Regions from separate parts of the Homo sapiens genome. Here regions 2 and 3 are each linked to region 1. A link is a loop called in an ENCODE intact Hi-C map of the cell type or tissue named here. Cell type or tissue: ascending aorta. All regions are shown on one strand. Links, peaks and the distances in the headings refer to the core of each region. The heading gives the core; the rest is flanking DNA.

The links. Peaks named below come from ENCODE experiments on the same cell type or tissue, not always from the same donor. Only the 100,000 strongest peaks of a DNase experiment are listed, where the experiment ranks them.
Region 2: it touches region 1 in a loop (6-fold over the local background); 2 of 110 quality-filtered maps call a loop at or near these places.
Region 3: it touches region 1 in a loop (4-fold over the local background); 13 of 110 quality-filtered maps call a loop at or near these places.

The regions. Positions count from the first base shown.
Region 1 is chr11:1,260,762-1,266,923 of GRCh38, forward strand. It overlaps MUC5B (mucin 5B, oligomeric mucus/gel-forming), which reads left to right. Exons shown (of 49, transcript NM_002458.3): 49 at 628-1,411. The coding sequence ends at 847. Among named protein-coding and RNA genes, the nearest start is that of MIR6744, 7.2 kb to the left of the region's middle. RefSeq lists enhancers at 1,442-1,947, 3,842-3,901 and a silencer at 1,729-1,878. In ascending aorta, for the core only: a CTCF peak has its summit at 3,804 (motif pointing right); DNase peaks (open chromatin) are centred at 2,010 and 3,844; H3K4me3 peaks cover 1,261 bases; H3K27ac peaks cover 3,219 bases.
Region 2 is chr11:1,479,998-1,486,159 of GRCh38, forward strand. MOB2 (MOB kinase activator 2) reads right to left here. Exons shown (of 5, transcript NM_001172223.3): 2 at 728-888; 3 at 396-489. Among named protein-coding and RNA genes, the nearest start is that of MOB2, 3.7 kb to the right of the region's middle. In ascending aorta, for the core only: CTCF peaks have their summits at 1,667 and 3,175; DNase peaks (open chromatin) are centred at 1,664, 2,944, 3,764 and 5,246; H3K4me3 peaks cover 4,361 bases; H3K27ac peaks cover 5,000 bases.
Region 3 is chr11:1,332,211-1,338,372 of GRCh38, forward strand. LOC124902606 (a long non-coding RNA gene) reads right to left here and starts at 4,487. Exons shown (of 2, transcript XR_007062545.1): 1 at 4,295-4,487; 2 at 1,023-4,030. In ascending aorta, for the core only: no CTCF peak of the experiment used is centred there; DNase peaks (open chromatin) are centred at 3,841, 4,361 and 5,161; H3K4me3 peaks cover 2,246 bases; H3K27ac peaks cover 2,038 bases.

The sequences.
Region 1 (6,162 bases), core at 822-5,821:
CTGCGTGTGGTGGGTCCGCCCTGGCCCGTCAGCTGGCTGGCAGCCTGCTCTGGGTCAGGAGGGCCTACGCCAGCTCCAGGAAGGAGGGAAGGGGCTCCCCAGCAGGGCTCCCCCTCTCCACGTCCATTGGCAGAAAGCCTGGGGCCGCTCTCCTAGCCAGGCCAGGGCCCGGCTGAGCCGAGCCACATGGCACAGAGCTCCCCGCTGCGAACCCAGGTCCAGGTGTCCCCCTGGGGAGGGTGGGTGGAACCAGAGCCTTCTGTGAAGCCCCCCATGGCTTGCCACTGTGGTTGGCTGTCAGCAGGAGGGGCCAGAAGGGTTGACCCTTAGCTAGAAGAGGCAGGAGGAAGGGTCAAGGGCTGCTTAGGGTCAGCAGGATTGGAGGAGCTGGTTCAGACAGGGGAAGTGCAGGCCACAGAAGACAGAGCCGGGAGCCAAGGGACCCTGGGGGCCCAGAGCTGCCCCATCCTGAGAAGGTGAAGCCTCACGTGCCCACAGAGCAGGCCACTGTGGACAGAAGGGGGCGGCCGTCTGGCCCAGGACCCCAGAGGCCCATGTGTCACCATGGCTGGGCAGAGAAACGGCGGGGCCAAGGTGGCTGATGTGAGGGCCACCCTGCGTCCACAGGTACTCAGCAGAGGCCCAGGCCATGCAGCACCAGTGCACCTGCTGCCAGGAGAGGCGGGTCCACGAGGAGACGGTGCCCTTGCACTGTCCTAACGGCTCAGCCATCCTGCACACCTACACCCACGTGGATGAGTGTGGCTGCACGCCCTTCTGTGTCCCTGCGCCCATGGCTCCCCCACACACCCGTGGCTTCCCGGCCCAGGAGGCCACTGCTGTCTGAGAACGTTCTGCCTCCATCCCCATGCTCTGTCCACCTGGAGCCAGGATGTGCATTGTCTGATCATGAAAACCTTGGGCCTCCTCTGCGGAGCCCCCCGGCCTGTGTGTGGCACCCCGCGCTCCGTGCTCCTGCTGCCCACCCCGTGGGTGAAACCGGCCCCAGAAGGGTGAGGGGCCAGCAGGACCCCTTTCGGGAGGGCGCCACTCAGGAGTCCTACCCTGGGAGAGCCTGTGGCCCACCTTGGCCTTGCCCCTCCCTGATGTCACTGGGACGCCCTGGAACAAACTAAGCATGTGCGGGCCTATGTGTCCCTGCCACGGCCGGAGCGCCCGCGCAGCACGGATTCCAGCTGGCCACGTCCGGCCGCTGGGGCAGACAGGCTGGTCCAGGCAAGGCCAGCTGCTGCCAGGAAGCTGCGACAGGCAAGGCGGCCGCCTGTCCATGCCTGCTGCAGGGTAACTCAGGGCTGAGGTCGCAACGGCCAGGTCAGAGAGGGGTCAGCATCCCAAAGCCCCCTCTGCTCAACCCAGCCCAGTTTTGCAAATAAACCCTGAGCATTGAGTACGTTTCCTGTCCTGACGTCTTTTCTTGCCTACCGTCTTTCCCAGGCTGTCCAGGTCCTCTGTGGGCTGCTTGCCTGGGGCCTGCAGGCTGGAGGACACATCCGGGGGGCAGTCCAGGACCCCCAGCAGCCACTGAAGGACCAGGAAGCCTCTGGGAAGGCCAGGCAGGGTGGGGGACAAGGAGCCGCTTGGTCATCCACATGCCCCTGTGGGCACCCCGAGAGTCAGTCTTGGGCTGTGGGAGCACTGCCCAGGGGACAGGGGGCAGGGGGCCGCCAGGACTCAGAGGTCACCCCGGCTGTTATTTCCAGTGTAGGGGATTGTGTGAGGAAACCAGCTCATGTAGGAAGATGGAGGCAGTCAGTGGGGCAAGCAGGCGACCAGGCCCGGTCAGCGGGGAGGCAGCTGCCCCCCAGGGCAGGTGCACGGAGCCAGGTGCAATGCTCCCAGGCTGGTGCTGGGCCCTGCGGGGCCGCCTTTCACCCTGTTCCACGCGCACCTCTCCGGGAATGCTTTCCTTGGGGCACTTGCTACGCAAGCGACACGTGAGCTTGCTGGCTTCCTGTCCCGCCTCCTGTCCCGCCTCCTGTCCCGCCTCCTGTCGCGCCTCCTGTCCCGCCTCCTGTCCCACCTCCTGTCCCGCCTCCACACGCACGGGCAGGGCTTTCTGCCCTTCCTTTCTATTGCTCTGTCCAGAGCAGAGAGCACCCGGTGCAGACAGCAGGGTATCGGGGAGCCTGTGGGATGGGTGGGGTCAGCAGCTGGGGCTGCAGGTGTGGGCAGGGAAGACAGTGAAGGTGGTGCCAGCCAGGACCTAGGCATAGCAGGATGCAGGGAGCTTTGGACACAAAATGACCTCCTACTGGGCAGGGGGTGGCTACAGGCAGACCGTGGCCTGGGGAGACAAAAGCAATGCTCGTGCCTGGCTGCAGAAGCCTGTGGTGTGGGTGCAGAGCGGGGCCTTCCCCACACCGGGGCCTGCCTCTGCCCTGTGCCCTTGGGTGGGTCCTGCCCTGCCCAGGAAGTGATGCCATCACACTGTACATTTACAGAGCTCCCAGCTCCTGGGGGCCCAGCCAGGCCCCTGCCAGCGCTCCAGAGCTCCAGCCTCTCCTGCCCTCCTTGCCGAGGCCCAGCAGGGCCAGCCACCCCAGGACTGGGCTGGAGATAGGCAGGGGCCTGACAAGGTTGCAGGTGGGCTCTGGTGGGCGGTGGGCTAGGTTGGTCACCACTGGGGTGAGCTTCTATAGGTTTACCCTGCGTCTCCGAGGCTGATTGTCTGGAGGTTGCGCCAGGTCACTGCCTGACCTGGGTCTGCATTCCGCCACGTGTAAACAAATGGTTTCCGAAACCTCAGTCATTCCCATGGTGCGATGGTTTCCTTAGACCCATTTATGTCGGTGTATGGGTACAAGCACCCCTCTCAGAGGCCCATGCTGTGCTGTCTCTGTGCCCCAGAACCGTATCATTCAATCCTGACAATACCCTGTGTGGTGTCTGCTATTGTGTCTCCCACTCCACAGATGGGAACACTGAGGCACAAAGCAATGAAAAGGTGTGGTTCTGTCAGGGGGAAAGCTGGGCTCACATCCAGGCAGCCCAAGTCGAGGCCACACTCAAAACCACAGGGCTCTGCAATGCCCCAGAGCAAGTAACTATAAAAATAAACACAGTGGGCCAGGCGCGGTGGCTCATGCCTGTAATCCCAGCATTTTGGGAGGCTGAGACGGGCGGATTACGAGGTCAGGAGATCGAGACCATCCTGGCTAACACGGTGAAACCCCATCTCTACTAAAAATACCAAAAATTAGCCAGGCGTGGTGGCGGGCGCCTGTGGTCCCAGCTACTCAGGAGGCTGAGGCAGGAGAATGGCGTGAACCCGGGAGGCAGAGCTTGCAGTGAGCCGAGATCGCGCCACTGCATTCCAGCTTGGGTGACAGAGTGAGACTCCGTCTCAAAAAAAATAAAAATTAAAATTAAATAAATAAATAAACACAGTGAATACAAACCAATGTTACTTAGACTTTAAAGACGTTTTAAAAGGGATTTCTGGTTTCCAGATGGAAAAGTGGGCCTGTCTTCCCCTACAGACACAGAAACTGTGACAATGATAGAAAGAAACTTTAAAATAGCAGCAATTGAAAACAAGAAACTAAATCATCTGCAAAGCCAGCAGATATCCCGAAAAGGAAACATTTGGGAAGTGCTGAGAGGGGGGCCCAAAACTTTTTGTATGAGGCCATTCTCGCACTGCTACAAAGAAATACCTGAGACTGGGTAATTTATAAAGAAAAGAGGTTTAACTGACTCACAGTTCTGCCTGGCTGAGGAGGCCTCAGGAAACTTACAATCATGGTGGAGGGTGAAGCAGAAGCAGGCACTTTCTTCACAAGGTGGCAGTAGAGAGAATGAGACCTAGCAGGGGAGATGCCAGATGCTTAGGAAACCACCAGATCTCGTGAGAATTCACTCACTATCACGAGAACAGCATGGGGGAAACCACCCCCATGATCCAATCACTCCCAGTGTCCCTCCCATGACATGTGGGGATCATGGGGATGTATTAGTCCGTTTTCACACTGTCTTCATACCCAAGACTGAGAAGAAAAAGAGGTTTAATTGGACTTACAGTTCCACATGGCTGGGGGAGGCCTCAGAATCATGGTGGGAGATGAAAGGCACTTCTTACATGGCAGTGGCAACAGAAAATGAGGAAGAAGCAAAAGTGGAAGCCCCTGATAAACCCATCAGATCTCGTGAGACTTAATCACAATCGCAAAAATAGCACATGAAAGACTGGCCCCCATGATTCAATTACCTCTGCCTGGGTCCCTCCCACAACGTGGGAATTCTGGAAGATACAATTCAAGGTGAGATTTGGGTGGGGACACAGCCAAACCATATCATTCTGCCCTGATACCTCCAAATCTCATGTCCTCACATTTCAAAACCAATCATGCCTTCCTAACCATCCCCAAAAGTCTTAATTCATTTCAGCATTAACCCAAAAGTCTGCAGTTCAACATCTCATCTGAGACGAGGCAAGTCCCTTCTGCCTATGAACCTGTAAAATCAAAAGCAAGTTAGTTACTTCCTAGATACAATGAGGGTACATGTATTGGGTAAATATAGCTGTTCCAAATGGGAGAAATTGGCCAAAACAAAGGGGCTACAGGGCCCATGCAAGTCCAAAATCCAGCGGGGCTGTCAAATTTTAAAGCTCCAAAATGATCTCTTTTGACTCCAGGTGTCATGTCCAGTTCACGCTGATGCAAGAGGTGGGTTCTCATGGTCTTGGGCAGCTCCTCCCCTGTGGCTTTGGAGGATACAGCCTCCCTCCTGGCTGCTTTCATGGGCTGGTGTTGAGTGTCTGTGGCTTTTCCAGGCACATGGTACAAGCTGTTGGTGGATCTACCTTTCTGGGGTCTGGAAGACAGTGGCCCTCTTTTCACAGCTCCACTAGGCGGTGGCCCAGTAGGGACTCTGTGTGGGGGCTCCAACCCCACATTTCCTTTCTGCACTGCCCTAGCAGAGGTTGTCCATGAGGGCCCCGCCCCTGCAGCAAGCTTCTGCCTGGACATTCAGGTGTTTCCGTAAATGTTCTGAAATTGAGGCGGAGGTTCCAAAACCTCAGTTCTTGACTTCTGTGCACCCACAGACTCAACACCACATGGAAGTTGCTAAGGCTTGGAGCTTCTACCCTCTGAAGCCACAGCCTGAACTCCACGTTGGGCCCCTTTCAGCCACAGTTGGAGAGGCTGGGATGCAGGGCACCAAGTCCCTAGGTTGCACACAGAACAGGGATCCTGGGCTCAGCCCACAAAACAATTTTTTCCTCCTGGGCCTCCAGGTTTCTGATGGGAGGGGGTGCCGTGAAGGTCTCTGACATGGCCTGGAGATATTTTCCCCATGGTCTTGGGGATTAACATTAGGCTCCTTGCTACTTAAGGAAATTTCTGCAGTCAGCTTAAATTTCTCCTCAAAAAATGGGTTTTTCTTTTCTACTGCATCATTGGGCTGCAAATTTTCTGAACTTTTACGCTCTGTTTTCCTCTTTAACAACAACAAAAAATCTTTTTGAGACGGAGTCTTGCTCTGTCACCCAGGCTGGAGTGCAGTGGCGCAATCTTGGCTCACTGCAACCTCCACCTCCCGGGTTCAAGTGATTCTCCTGCCTCAGCCTCCCTAGTTGGGATCACAGGCATGAGCCATTATGCCCAACTAATTTTTGCATTTTTAGTAGACACGGGGTTTCTTCATGTTGGCCAGGCTGGTCTCGAACTCAGCCTCAGGTGATCCACCCACCTCAGCCTCCCAAAGTGCTGGGATTACAGGTGTGAGCCACTGTGCCCGGCCTATTTCCCTTTTAAAATGGAATGTTTAACAGTATCCAAGTCACCTTTTTAATGCTTTGCTGCTTAAAAATTTCTTCTGCCAGATACCCTAAATCATCTCTCTGATGTTCAAAGTTCCACAAATCTCTAGGGCAGAGGCAAAAATGCCACCAGTGTCTTTGCTAAAACATAACAAGTGTCACCTTTGCTCCAGTTCCCAATAAGTTCCTCATCTTCATCTGAGACCACCTCAGCCTGGACCTTATTGTTCATATCACTATCAGCATTTTTGTCAAAGCCATTCAACAAGTCTCTAGGAGGTTCCAAACTTTCCCATGTTTTCCTATCTTCTTCTGAGCTCTCCAACCTGTTCCAATCTCTGCCTGTTACCCAGTTTCAAAATTCCTTCCACATTTTC
Region 2 (6,162 bases), core at 631-5,630, 220 kb after region 1:
CCCCCATGAAATGAATGGCCGAGCAAGGACCTGTGGCCTGCCCAGCCCAGCCCTCACTGTCCCATCCAGAGCTGTCACGGGAGCCAGCGGAGAAGGGCTCTCTGCAATCTTAGGGCATTCCTTCTGGAAACGTCTCTGTCCCTAGAAACATAGCCCATCAACCCCCACCAGCTCCTGCACCTTCTGGGCCCCACTGGGGACCTGGGTAGCTGGGCCACTGGCCCAGCCTGTGGCCTTTCCACAGGAAGGTGGATGTTGTGGAAGGCCTGTGCCAAGACTTCTCAGGGTCTCCAGGTGAGAACGGAATCTGAGAGGACAGGAGCCTGGGGCAGCGGGGGCTCAGAGCCCCACCGAGTCTCCCAAGAGAAAGTGGGCTGTAGCCAGGCAGCACTCACGTGTTGCACACGGCCATCGTCTGACACGTCTCTCCTGTGCAGAACTCGGAGATGGTGCTATACTGCAGGTTGATGTGGTGGAAAAACGTCGTGGCTGGAAGAGAAGAGAAGGAGCCAGATGTGAAAAACGCCAGAGCTGAGCCGCCCCGTCCACCCCTGCTTCCAGCAACAGGTGCAGGAGCTCGGCTGGGTGAGCTCTGCCCGTCCACGGGCCACATTCTCCCCTCGCGGCAGGGGGCTGCTGAGCACCAGCCGTGGGGGTCCCCCTTGAGGAGGGGCTTCGAGGAGGAGCAGGGAGGAGGGAGGGGGCCCGCCCCCAGGCCCCCGCGCACTGTTGCTGGCCAGCCACTCGTTAAGGTCAATCTCGCGGGGCAGCACCACCAGCTCCTTGAACTGGAAGTCGGTGATCCTGGCCTTGGTGTGCTCAGGCTCCAGGTAGGCCTTCCTCTCCTCCGCAGCGGGCTTCTTGCCATTAGGCTTGGCTTTGGACTTCCTGCCAAGAGAGGAGACGCGGTGTGGTCACTACACGCCCATCAGACCCAGGGTCTGCCCGGGGGGTCAGTTGTGGCCAGCGCAGGTGTAGAGGGAGCTGCCCGAGCCCATCGGGGCGACACTGCCTCCCTGCCAGGCTCAAAGGACACCAACGGGACACCAACGGTGAGGCTGCTCCGCAGAGGGGCCAGTGGAGCTGCCTTGCGTGGCACCTCCTGGGAAGAAGGGCTGGCGCTCCCACTTGCCACACGGGCCCCTGCACGGAGGGCATCCTCACCCCTCACCAAGTCCTCCAACCAGGGAGGGGCCCAGGGTTTAGGGCCCCCAGCGCCCACCTTCCAGTTTTCCAGTGCTCTTGGAAGGAAAGGAGAAGCAAACCCTCTCACTCCTGGCTTCTTTTGAGTTGGCCAGCCTGTCCCTGCCCCTGCCGCTGGTGGCCCCGGTGAAAACATACCACAGGCCTTGTGCAGGGCACCTGCCTTCCTGGCCAGCCTGAGAGCACGGGGCCCCTGGCATCAGGCGGCAGCCTGGCCTGCAGCTCCAGTATCCCTGTTGTCCACCAGGCCTGGGGAGGCCACAGGGTGATGAGGATGGGGGCCAAAGGTCTTTGTGGCAACCTGACCCTGTCCTTATTTTTTTTCTTTCTTGTTTTGAAAAGTTGCTAATGGTTTATTTAAGAGAAAGAGAAAGGAAAAATGCTCCCTGAATGCCAGGGAAATGTTTCCCTTTCAGCTTCTCACAGCAGATCTTCGCCTTAAAAGGAGACCAGCGCAGGCCTCTGGGGGCAGTGCTGGGAGTAGCCAGAGCCAGGCAGGGAGCAGGGGCAGGAGCAGGGGCAGGGGCAGGGGCAGGGGCAGGGAGGGGCAGGGGCAGGGGCAGGGAGGGGCAGGGGCAGGGCCCCTGGGCCCTGGCACTCCCACTCTGCCATCTCTCCAGAGCACAGGGCGTGGGGTCTGAGGAAGAGGAAGCACAGGTGTGGATGGGCCACATGCAGCGTGGGCACTTGGGGTCCTCACAGTACAGGGGTGGGACAGACAGGGTGAGCTTCCGTGTAGCCTGCAGCCCCTCGCCCCAGCACAGCGAGGCACCCAGACTCCACACCAGCCTGTGCCAGGCCATGCCCAGCGTGTCCACCACAGGGAAGGCTCTCCCCATGACGCTGGGCCTGGCCCTGACCACCGGCAGGTGGGCCTGCACCTCCCTGCCCTGTGCTCTCACAGCACAGCACACCACACCCCACCCGGGCAGCTACAGCCTGGGCTCGGCCTTCCCATTTGGAGGGGTGGGTTGCAGTGGCCCAGGCTGCCAAGCGGGCTACAAGCCGTCTCCCTGCTCTGTGTCTTAGGAGCTGTGTCAACTGGCAAGCTCCAGGTGGCAGTTACCTGGTGGTCGGTCACGCAGGGCTGCCAGCAGGAGCAGCTGTCAGCGCGCTCACTCTCAGGGTGTGCCCCAGGGCCCACTCAGGGAGGCTGCCCTACTGGCAGTTCCTGCCCCCTTGCCAGCCTTCCAGGCTGGGGCTACCTTCCACCTCCGGTCCTCAGAGAGGGCTGGGCAGGGGCAGAACCTGGAGACCTGGCTTCCCTCTCCCAGGCTCTGGCTGTGGTCAGGAGGTAGTGAGCAGCCGCCACTCCGGCACTGGCACCTCAGCCTCCCTGCCTCTTCCCGTCCACACCTGCTCTCCTAGAACACAGAAGAAAAGTACGCACGAGGCCCTCCAGGCTGGGCCTCCCCGAGCTGCTCCCCCAGTCTCACCCTGTCCCCAGCACCCAGGGCTGGCCGGGCCCCGGAGCTTAGTGCACTGTGAGACAAGCCTCCTGCAAGCCTACCTTCTTTGGACCGGGTCACTCATTCCCATGGGGCAGGTGGACGGGCACTGGCCCAAAGGTAGTAGGACCAAGGGGACGCGCAGGACATGGCCTCTGCTCCAGGAACGGCTGTGCGGGCACCAACAGAGGGACTTCCATGGGAAAGCCCCGAACGCCTGGCAGCACCCACGTCTCCCTGACCTCAAGTGCCCTCCTTCCCAGAAGGGCAGGCTCTCAGCGAAGGCCCAGGCCTGGGCAGGAAGCAGTCACTCTGAGGCAGCCCATTGCTCGGTCCAAGCCAGCGGCAGCTACCGAGGAGGCCTCAGAGCACACGACACCTCCATGGCACTCTTCTCGTCCTTAGTCATTCTTGGCTTTGCCCAGTGGAGAAAACACCTCTGCGGCGCCCCCCGCAGGCTCACAGGCTCTGAAACAGGCTCTGTGCCGTCCAGGCCCAGAGGTCTGCCCAGTCACTGCCTCAGTGGCCCAGCTGCCCCTCACCCAGGGAAGTGCCGAGGCCCTGCGCCCTGCTCCCAGCTCCCCCTGTGCTGCTGGCTAGGAGCCCCGGGGCACAGAAAGACCAAGTCCTTCGATGTGGAGGGAGGACTGTGGGAGCAGGCCCCGGCCGCAGGCAGGACAGAGATGGCGCTGAAGGGACTGGGGAGTGGACCCTGGACCTCAGCCCACCCACAGGGCTTCCGTGACCACTTGGAAGAAGCAGAAGGGCAGATGCTGTGTGCACAGCCCCCAAAACAAAGTCCCTCACACTATTCCAACAGGTGGGCTCTGAGCCTGGGTCCTGCCTGGCAGGCACCATGCACTTAGGAGGGCCGGGCCAGATGGAACCACCTCCTTCCTGCCTCCCACACACTCACCAGCCTCACCTCCCTCCTCCCTGCTCTAGATGACCTGTCCTGCCTGCCACAGGGGTCTGCACCCTGTTTGTGGGCACCAGCTGCTGCTCTGCCAACTTGCCCATCTTACACCAGGCCTAGCAAACTTCTCCTGGTCCTTTAAGAGCCTGTCAAATGCCACCCTCCCCATTCTCGCCAGTGGTACCCATGACGTGCCAGTCGGCCTCCTTGGCACCCAGCACGTAACTGATCCCTACTGGGAAGTGAGGCAATCCCTGCTAGACACAAATTTGGTGGGCAAGGGAAGGGGCACAGGGAGGCATCAGAGCTGCTGGGCTCCCGTGGAAAACTTAGACAACCACACAGTCAACACACAGGGGGTCTCACCCTGCCCACAGCAGGTGCACACTGCTTCACAGGCAGGGGGAGCTGGGGAGTGGGCTGGGAGCCGCCCACTCCTCATCCGCCCTGAGGGACGAGGACAGCACAACCGAGTGCCCTGCACCTTTGCCACGAGTGTCAACTTCATTATCACAGGGATGGAATCCTGGCCAGGCCCCACGGCCCACAGGAATGGGGTGCTCCAGGCTCAGAGACCCCCACTCGCCCAGAGCACGCTTGCTATGGAAGTCGAGCCTGTAGACCCTGAGGTGAGTGGGCAGCAGCAGGAGGTGGCCCTCATCTGGCACTTCCCACCACAGGTCAACGCCAAGGGGTGGGGCAGGCACGAGGGGCCCAGAAATACAAGTCCCCAAGCCCAGGCCTGGAAAATACGGTGACCAGGCAGCGTGTGGGGTGCAGGAGAAAGGCCCGCAGGTGACGCCTCTGAGGAGGGCATGGTCCTTGGACCCCACTCAGCCATCTGCACCGGGCCCCTCATGCTCCTTGGTTCGGGTGAATGTCAGTGCTGGTTGGTCCACCCAGAGCCTGAAAGTCAAGGCTCCCAGTGACCCCTTCCCCCAAGACCCGGCCAGGCAGAGCCCCCAGTAGCCACCCGGTACAGAGCCTGGGTCTCAGCACACCTTGCTGCCCAGGGTGCACGCCACGGGCACCTCCTGTCACCCCAACATGCAGGGAGGGCACCACATGCTGGGGTGCTTGGCGCCACCCCCACCCCTACATTTCTGATGTGGCCTTCTGGGTGTTGAGGGGGGGCCTGAAAACTGCATTTCTAACACCGTGTTCTAACCCGAGTTCTCCCTGGGTGCTGATCCCACTTCTGTCACACGGCCTCAGGCTGAGGGGTGGGAAGGCCTCCGGAGCCCCTGTCCATCTCTCAGCACAGCCTGCACTGCCCACAGGCTTCAGCCAGCTGGAAGCTGTGGAGTGTGGCTTCTTTTCTTCTGAGTTTAATTGTCTGCCCCCCCAAACAGGTCAGCAGCCCCAGACAAAGCGAGCTTTTACCAGCCTACTGTGCCCTCTGCAGAGGCCCATTGAGAAGGAAAAAGCCAAGATGGCACAAGGAACGCCCGCAGACATCCCAGACCAAACGTCCAAACAGGCAGGTGCTGCTGCTGTCCTAGAACCTCAGCCCCACGTGGCCACCATGCTCCACTGCGCCTCGGCCCCTCCATGCATCCAGCTCCCAGCCAAGGTGGCTTCCTCATCGCTTCCTTTGAAACCTTCCTGAGCCCCAGGGAAGGGACTCCGCCCGTCTTCCTTAGGGCCTGGCTGGGCTCCAGGCCTGCCTCTGTGTCTCCTGTGGAGCTGCCTTCGGCATTTGGCCTCAGACACACAAGCACACACTGGCACAGGCACACACACACACACGCCAGTCCCCTCACACCACTGATGTCAGGCACCATTCCTGATTTGAACTCACGAGTACTGCCAACTTGCCCACACATTTCCAAAACCTCACAGTTTCACCTTAAGATAGGACATCCTAGGCAGGGTCACCGGCCGGCACTCTTGTGTCTACTTGTGGAGCCCTCCCTGTTGAATGCACAGGTGATCGGGAGATAGGGAAGGAGCCTATGAAGAGAAAGATGGAGCCGGGTGCCCAGGGACAGGCAGAGGCACGGAGATGCACACGGGTGCCGCAGCCCCCGGCCCTTGGAGGGCACGTCCAGCAGGCCACGCTCGCCTCACACCCCCACCAGGCAACCCCACCCGGGAGGACACACTCACTGCTGCAGCTGGCTGTGCCTGCCCCACTCCCCCGGCCCCTCATGCCCACACACGGGTGCACACTCCCACACACACGGGTGCACGCTCCCACACACTTGGGCGCACACTCCCACACACGCCCCTGCACACACCGAGCTGAGTGGTGTGGGCAGGGAGGCACCCCCGCAGCAGGTCAGAGAAAGTACAGGTGAGAAAAATGTCAAAAATGGATTTTCCGGCAACATCCCTATGGCAGCCAGCACAAAAATAGGCACCCGGGAACCCCATGCCACTTCTCTGGACAAGGCCACACAAGGACAGACTCCGGGTCACCTCTGCCTGGGTGGCTGAAGCCCCTGCCCAGGGCACAAACAGCCGCACGCTGGGACAAAGACAGGCACACCTGCTGGCGGCTGAGGAACCACACCCTGTGGGTTGCGGGAGGACAAGGCAGGCTCCTGTGCCGGCAAGGTGGGGTCAACCCCGAAGGTCGAGGACACCAAGACC
Region 3 (6,162 bases), core at 785-5,784, 71 kb after region 1:
AATGCAAACTAAAAGCACAGCAAGCTGCCACTGCATGCCTATTCCAGCACTACATTAAAAACAATGGCTATACCAATGGCTGCTGGGGACATGGAGGAACTGGATCTCCCATCACTGACGCTGGGAAAGCAAAATGGTGCAGCTGCTTTGGAAGACAGTTTTGTAGTTTCTGAAAAAGTTTTGTATTCTTGTTACTGAGTTTCTGAAAAGGTTAACACACACCTGCTGTATGATTCCTCTCCTAGGCCTTTCACTGGGAAGTATGAAACTGCCTGTCCCTATGAAGGATGCCCATGGCTGCTTTATCTGTAATGGTCTCAGACTGGGAACAACCCCAATGTCCATCGATGTGGAAACAGATAATCCGTGTTATATCCAACCAGTGGAGGTCCAATCAGTCATGAAAAGGAGTGAATTATTCGCACACACAACATGAAAGAATCTCAAAGAAGCAGGCACAACATGACAGAGTAAACACTGTAAGAGATTCCATGTGTTCAAAACGTAAGGAGATATAAACTGACCTATCGTGTTAGTTGGTTCTTGCATTGCTCTAAAGAAATATCTGAGACTGGGTAATTTATTTAAAAAAAAAAAGGGAGGGCTTAATTGTAGGCTGTACAGGAAGCATGGTGGCTTCTGCTTCTAGGGAGGCCTCAGGAAACTTACAATCATGGCGGAAGGCAAAGGGGGACCTGGCAGGTCAGGTCACGTGGCTAGAGCAGGAGCAAGAGGGGGGAGGGGAGGTGCCACACACTTTTAAACAAGTAGATCTCATGAGAACTCACTATGACGATGAGAGTTCCCAGTGGGGATGGTGCCAAACCATGAGAAACCACTCCCACGATCTAATCACCTCCCACCAGGCCCCACCTCCAGCATTGGGGATTACAATTTGACATGAGATTTGGGTGGGGACACAGATCCAAACTATATCACCTATGAAAACAGAAGGCAGGTCAGTGGGCTGCAGAGAGAGAGTGGAGGGAGAGGGCGGGAGGAAGGTAAGCGGCACTGGAGGCTTGGGGGGGTCTGTTTATTATCTCGATTGTGGTGATGCTTTTGGTGTCATTTGCAAAAGGCAAAACATATCAACTGATAACACTTTAGATAAATGCGGCTTGTTGTATGCAAATCATACTTCAGCTAGCTGCTGAAAGAGAGATGTATACCTACAAAACACCACACACACAGGAAGATGCCTGCGTAGTTAAGGGACTGGGGTACAAAGGTCAGCATTGAACCAGGGGCTGAGTTCTGCAGTAGGAGTGGGGCCCCACAGCAGGAAGCAAGCTGAATATACACAGAGACTGTTAGGACCATGCAATGGCACGGGTGGCCACAGCCACCAAGAGAGCCAGACCGGGGCCAGCAGTGCAGCAGGAGCTGCACCAAGGAGCTGCCCTGTCGAGGAGAAGTCTAGAAACTACAGCCAAGGACTGGCCCTGAATATCTCATTCCGGAAGCAATTCCAAGGGAAGCCCAGCCTTGGCTGCTCAGCAAAGGTGACTCAGAGCAGCGGTCCATCCTGCCATGCACAGACTAGCAGCCCTCTCTGGGCAGAGGGACTTCAGGATGCACCAAATTCATGCACTTGGTTCAAGCAGTTTCAGAAATTTGCAGTCTGCTTGCTCTCTCTCCCAGATGAGCTTTAGGCAAAGATGTTCTTTTGAGGCACCAGATATGTCCTCTCCTTGCTCATGGTCAAGGTGGCTGAGAGCTGCTGCCGGGTACTGAAGCCCTTGACCACATGGGCACTGCTCATGGGACGTCCTCGAAGCTGTCCCTGAAGGACGTCCCTGGAGAGCCGCCAGGGAGCCTGTCCACCTCCTACCTGGCTCGGCCAGCCCCAATTTCAGCGCACAGGGTTCCTCCACCTCTCAGTTCTCATGAATGATGCTGCAATGAACATGCAACATGGGTGTGCAAATATCTCCTCAAGACCCTGCCTTCAACTCGATGTCATTCCTTTTTATGGCCGGATAATATTCCGTTGGATGGATGCAGCCCATGTTTCATCAGTTGATGGACATGTAGGTTAATTTCACATCGGGGTATTATTAATAATGCTGCTATGAACATTTGTGGACAGGTTTTTAATGTGGACACACTTTCAGTTCTCTTGGGCATATATGTGGGAGCAGAATTGCTGGGTCATGTGACAACTCTGTGTAACGTTTGGAACAACTGCCCGACTGTTTTCCACGGTGTCCGCACCATGTTACATTCCCTCCAGCGATGAATGAAGTTTCCAATTTCTCCACATCCCCACCAACACTTGCTGTTTTCCAGTTAAACAAAATTATTAATAGAGATTGTAGCCACCCTAGTGGGTGCATTTCCCTGAGGGCTACTTATGTGGAGCATGTTTTTGTGTTGATCAGTCATTTGTGCATCAGCTTGGAGAAATGTCTACTCATATCCTTTGCTTTTTTTTTGACAGAGTCTCACACTGTCACCCAGGCTGGAGTGCAGTGGTGCGATCTCAGCTCACTGCAAGCTCCGCCTCCCGGGTTCACGCCATTCTCCTGCCTCAGCCTCCCAAATAGCTGGGACTACAGGCGCCCGCCACCATGTGTGGCTAATTTTTTTTGTATTTTTAGTAGAGACAGGGTTTCACCGTGTTAGCCAGGATGGTCTCGATCTCCTGACCTCATGATTCGCCCGCCTCAGCCTCCCAAAGTGCTGGGATTGCAGGCGTGAGCCGCTGCGCCTGGCCCCTTTGCCATTTTTTAATTGAGCTGCTTGTCTTTTCGTTGTCAAGTTGCAATTGTTCTTTGTGTAATATAACCCCCTTTATATATGCCAGATACAAGTCTCTTATAGACAAGTGATTTGCAAATATGTTCTCCCATTTTGCAGATTGTTTTTTGGTTTTCTTGATGGTGTCCTTTGAAGCACAAAATTTGTTGATTTTGAGGAATTCAGTTTATCTATCTTTTTCTTTTGTTTCTGTGCTTTTTGGGTCATATCTAAGTAAACCAAGCTCAAAAAGATTCACCCCATGTCTTCTCAGTGATTTATAGTTTGAATTTCTACATCTAGGTCTTTAACCCACTTTAAACTAATTGTTCTATGTGGTATGAGGCACCTGTCTCTTCCTAGAGACCACTGCACTCCACCTGTCCCTGAGAATGACTCCTGACTCCACTGCATACGAGTCCCTCTCCCCCACCTTCTACCTGGAAAACTCCTATTCATCCCATCAAGACCCAGCCCTGGGTTGCTCCTGGGTGGCTTTTTTCACTCTCCTTGGCAGCTTTAACTGCTGCCTGGGATGTGGGCTCAGGGCCAGTGCCCTGGAGGGCCCCTGTCATAGCCCTTCTCACCAGCACTGAGATTGGTCACCTCCGAGTCTGGTGGGCCCGGGGCCCCCATGCAGGTGCACACAAGTGCTGCTGAGTGACTGGTGATCATACAGCCAACATTCGCGGTGACATTCATGCACCGGGGACTTCACAATTCCCCGGACTCGTCATAAGGGCTGCTCGGCCCCATCTTACAAATGGGGAAACTGAGCCTGGGGGGTTCAGTAACTTGCTGAGTTCACACAAACAGTGAGTGGATGGCTGGATGAGTTTGTAAAAGGAAGGTCGATTCTGCATGATGAAGCTAAATTGGAGCCCAAAATTCTCTCTTCCGGCCCCCAGTAGAATATTATGGGTGCACCCAAAGGAATGTAAAAAGACCAGATGCCCAGGACACGGGGCGGTGCCTGATGAAACAGCTGCATTAGAGAGTGACTTTGCAACTCTGGAGAGAAGCCACTGAAACCCAGCGCTCCTATAAATAGCAGCTCTTGCAAAGCATCGGGTGTGAATTTTCGTGGTGTTGGCAAATTCAGAGATTGAGAAATCCAGAGACGTTCATGTTCCCGGAGAAAGGAGTGGGGTGGGGAGGGAGGTCGCAAGCAATGCCATCTTCAGGAACAAAACTCCTGCATAACGAAGCCCAGGTTTCTGTGTTTTCGTGGGTGTTCCCGGGCACCTTCGGGCAGGTGGCCCCAGGCGATGTTGTGTGTCTCTCCTGGCTGTGGACGAATGGACGCCTGGGGTGAGGCTGGGCCAGGGACCTGGGGCTTGTGGGTGTCGGCTCCCATCCCGGGGTCCTCCCCCGCCGTCCTCCCCCCTCCCCCGCCCTCTCTCCCACCCTCCTCCCTCCTCCCACCTCCCCTGCCCTCTCCCACCGGCGTGCACCCCCCCGCCCCGCTGCTCACCGCCCACCACTCCCCAGAGGCCGCTTGCTTCCCCGTCTTTGGCCCTGGGCCCCCAGTACCGCCCCGTGCCCCCCTCACTTCTCCCCCGGAAGCGCATCCGTCAGGGAAACCGTCCTAAGACCGTCCGCACTCGCTTCAGAGCCGCTGCAAACGGCCGTCAATCCGTCATTCAGACGCGAAGACAAAGCGTCCCTGGCTCAGCCCTGAGAAGCAGCGGGACGGCGGCGCGTTCCTGAGTTCCCGCCACGCGGGCGCCCGGCGAGGGCGGGGCGGGGCGGGGCGGGCGGGGGGGCGGGGCGTGGAGGGCGGGGGGGCGGGGCGTGGAGGGCGGGGGGCGGGGCGTGGAGGGCGGGGGCGGGGCGTGGGGGCGGGGGCGGGGCGTGGGGGCGGGGCGTGGAGGGCGGGGGGGCGGGGCGTGGAGGGCGGGGGGCGGGGGGATGGGGACAAGGTAGGGGTCGTGGGGCGCTGGGCTCACCCCAGGCCCTCAGGTGTCTCGAGATGGCCCGGGCTCCGAGCGCTCCCGGCGCTTACGCTAGAGCCTCCTCCTGTGCGAAACGCGTCCGTGCCCAGGCGCGGGGACCCTGCAGGGCTGTGGGTTCGCGCTGCCGCTGATCCTGCGTCTTCCCCCCTCCCAGGCCCCGCGTCCAGCCCGCCCCGCCCGCGGTGGGAGACGCGCCCTCCAGGTGCGGATGAGACGCGCGGACAGCGGGATGGAGAAGGTGAGACCTGTCCGGCCCCCGCCTCGCGCTCCCGCTTCTCCAGGAAGAGGTGTCGCCGCCGCCCGGGGGTCCCCGTCCCTCCCTAGCCCGATCCCCCGGAGCCGCGGCCCCACCACCGCCTGGCACTCCCGGGAGCGCGCGGCCTCGGAGCCCCCAGCCCCGCACAGCCCCTTGTCCCCGGCTGGGAATGGCGCCTCGCACGGGGTCCCTCGGAGGCCGCGAGGCTCCGCTCGGCGTGTTCGGAAGCCACCCCCAGCTCCCCCGGCAGCTTGGAGCCTCAGAAACGCGGGGCAGAGACGCGACACGGAGCCGCCTGGCACTGAGACTCCCCAGTGGCTGCGCCGCCTTCCCGGGGGCCCGAGGCGGGGGCGGGGGGCGCGCTCGCTTCTTCCCCTCGCGGGGGTCTTCCCAGCCCACCGGCCACGGCCGCTCCGTTCCAAGCGCGCTTTTCATTCCGCGTCATCTTATCTGACAAACGTTAAAAAGAGGGAGGGTGGGAGGCCCCGAAGTCCCACCCGAGTCCCCGCGGGGCCGCTGCCCCCTGGAAGTCCCCGCGGCCATATGGCGGCTCCGTGGAGGGCGCGGTCCTGTCCCCGGAGCCACCGCGGGGAGGGACCCCAGGGCCTGGGGGGCGCCTCCGGGGGACAGAGGCGGCCACGGAGGGGCTCCCGGGACACTCGCGAAATTCAGATTCACGGGGCAACCGGCTTCAGACCTCCTCACTCCCTTCTTCACCAGAGCCGCCCCTCCCAGGTTCACCTGCCAGCCCCTGAGTCTCCTCTGCCAATCTCTCTTCTCCTCCTGGTCTCTCTCTGTCTCTTCTTTGTCTCTCCGTCTCTATCTCTTTATCTTTTGTCTCTCTCTATTTCTGTCTCTCTGTGTCTCTCTCATCTCTGCCTCTATCTCTCATTACTCTTGTTTCTCTCTATCTCTTTCTGTCTCTCTCTGTTCTCTGTCTCTCTCTGTTCTCTGTCTCTCTCTGTTTTCTGTCTCTGTTCTCCGTATCTCTCTGTCCTTTCTCTGTCTCTCCCCTGGGCCTGGGCCCCTCCACCCCTTCACCCCACGTGCTGCTCATCTCTGTCTCTCTTGTCCTTTTCCGGGCCCTGGCCTCTTCCCCAGCTCAGCCTGCAGGAGGCCCGTCTCCTGCACCCCTCCCCGTCCTCCATCCTTTCTGGTCCCCCATCTCCTCCACCTCTCTGCATCCTCCATCTGCTGGTCCTCCAGAGA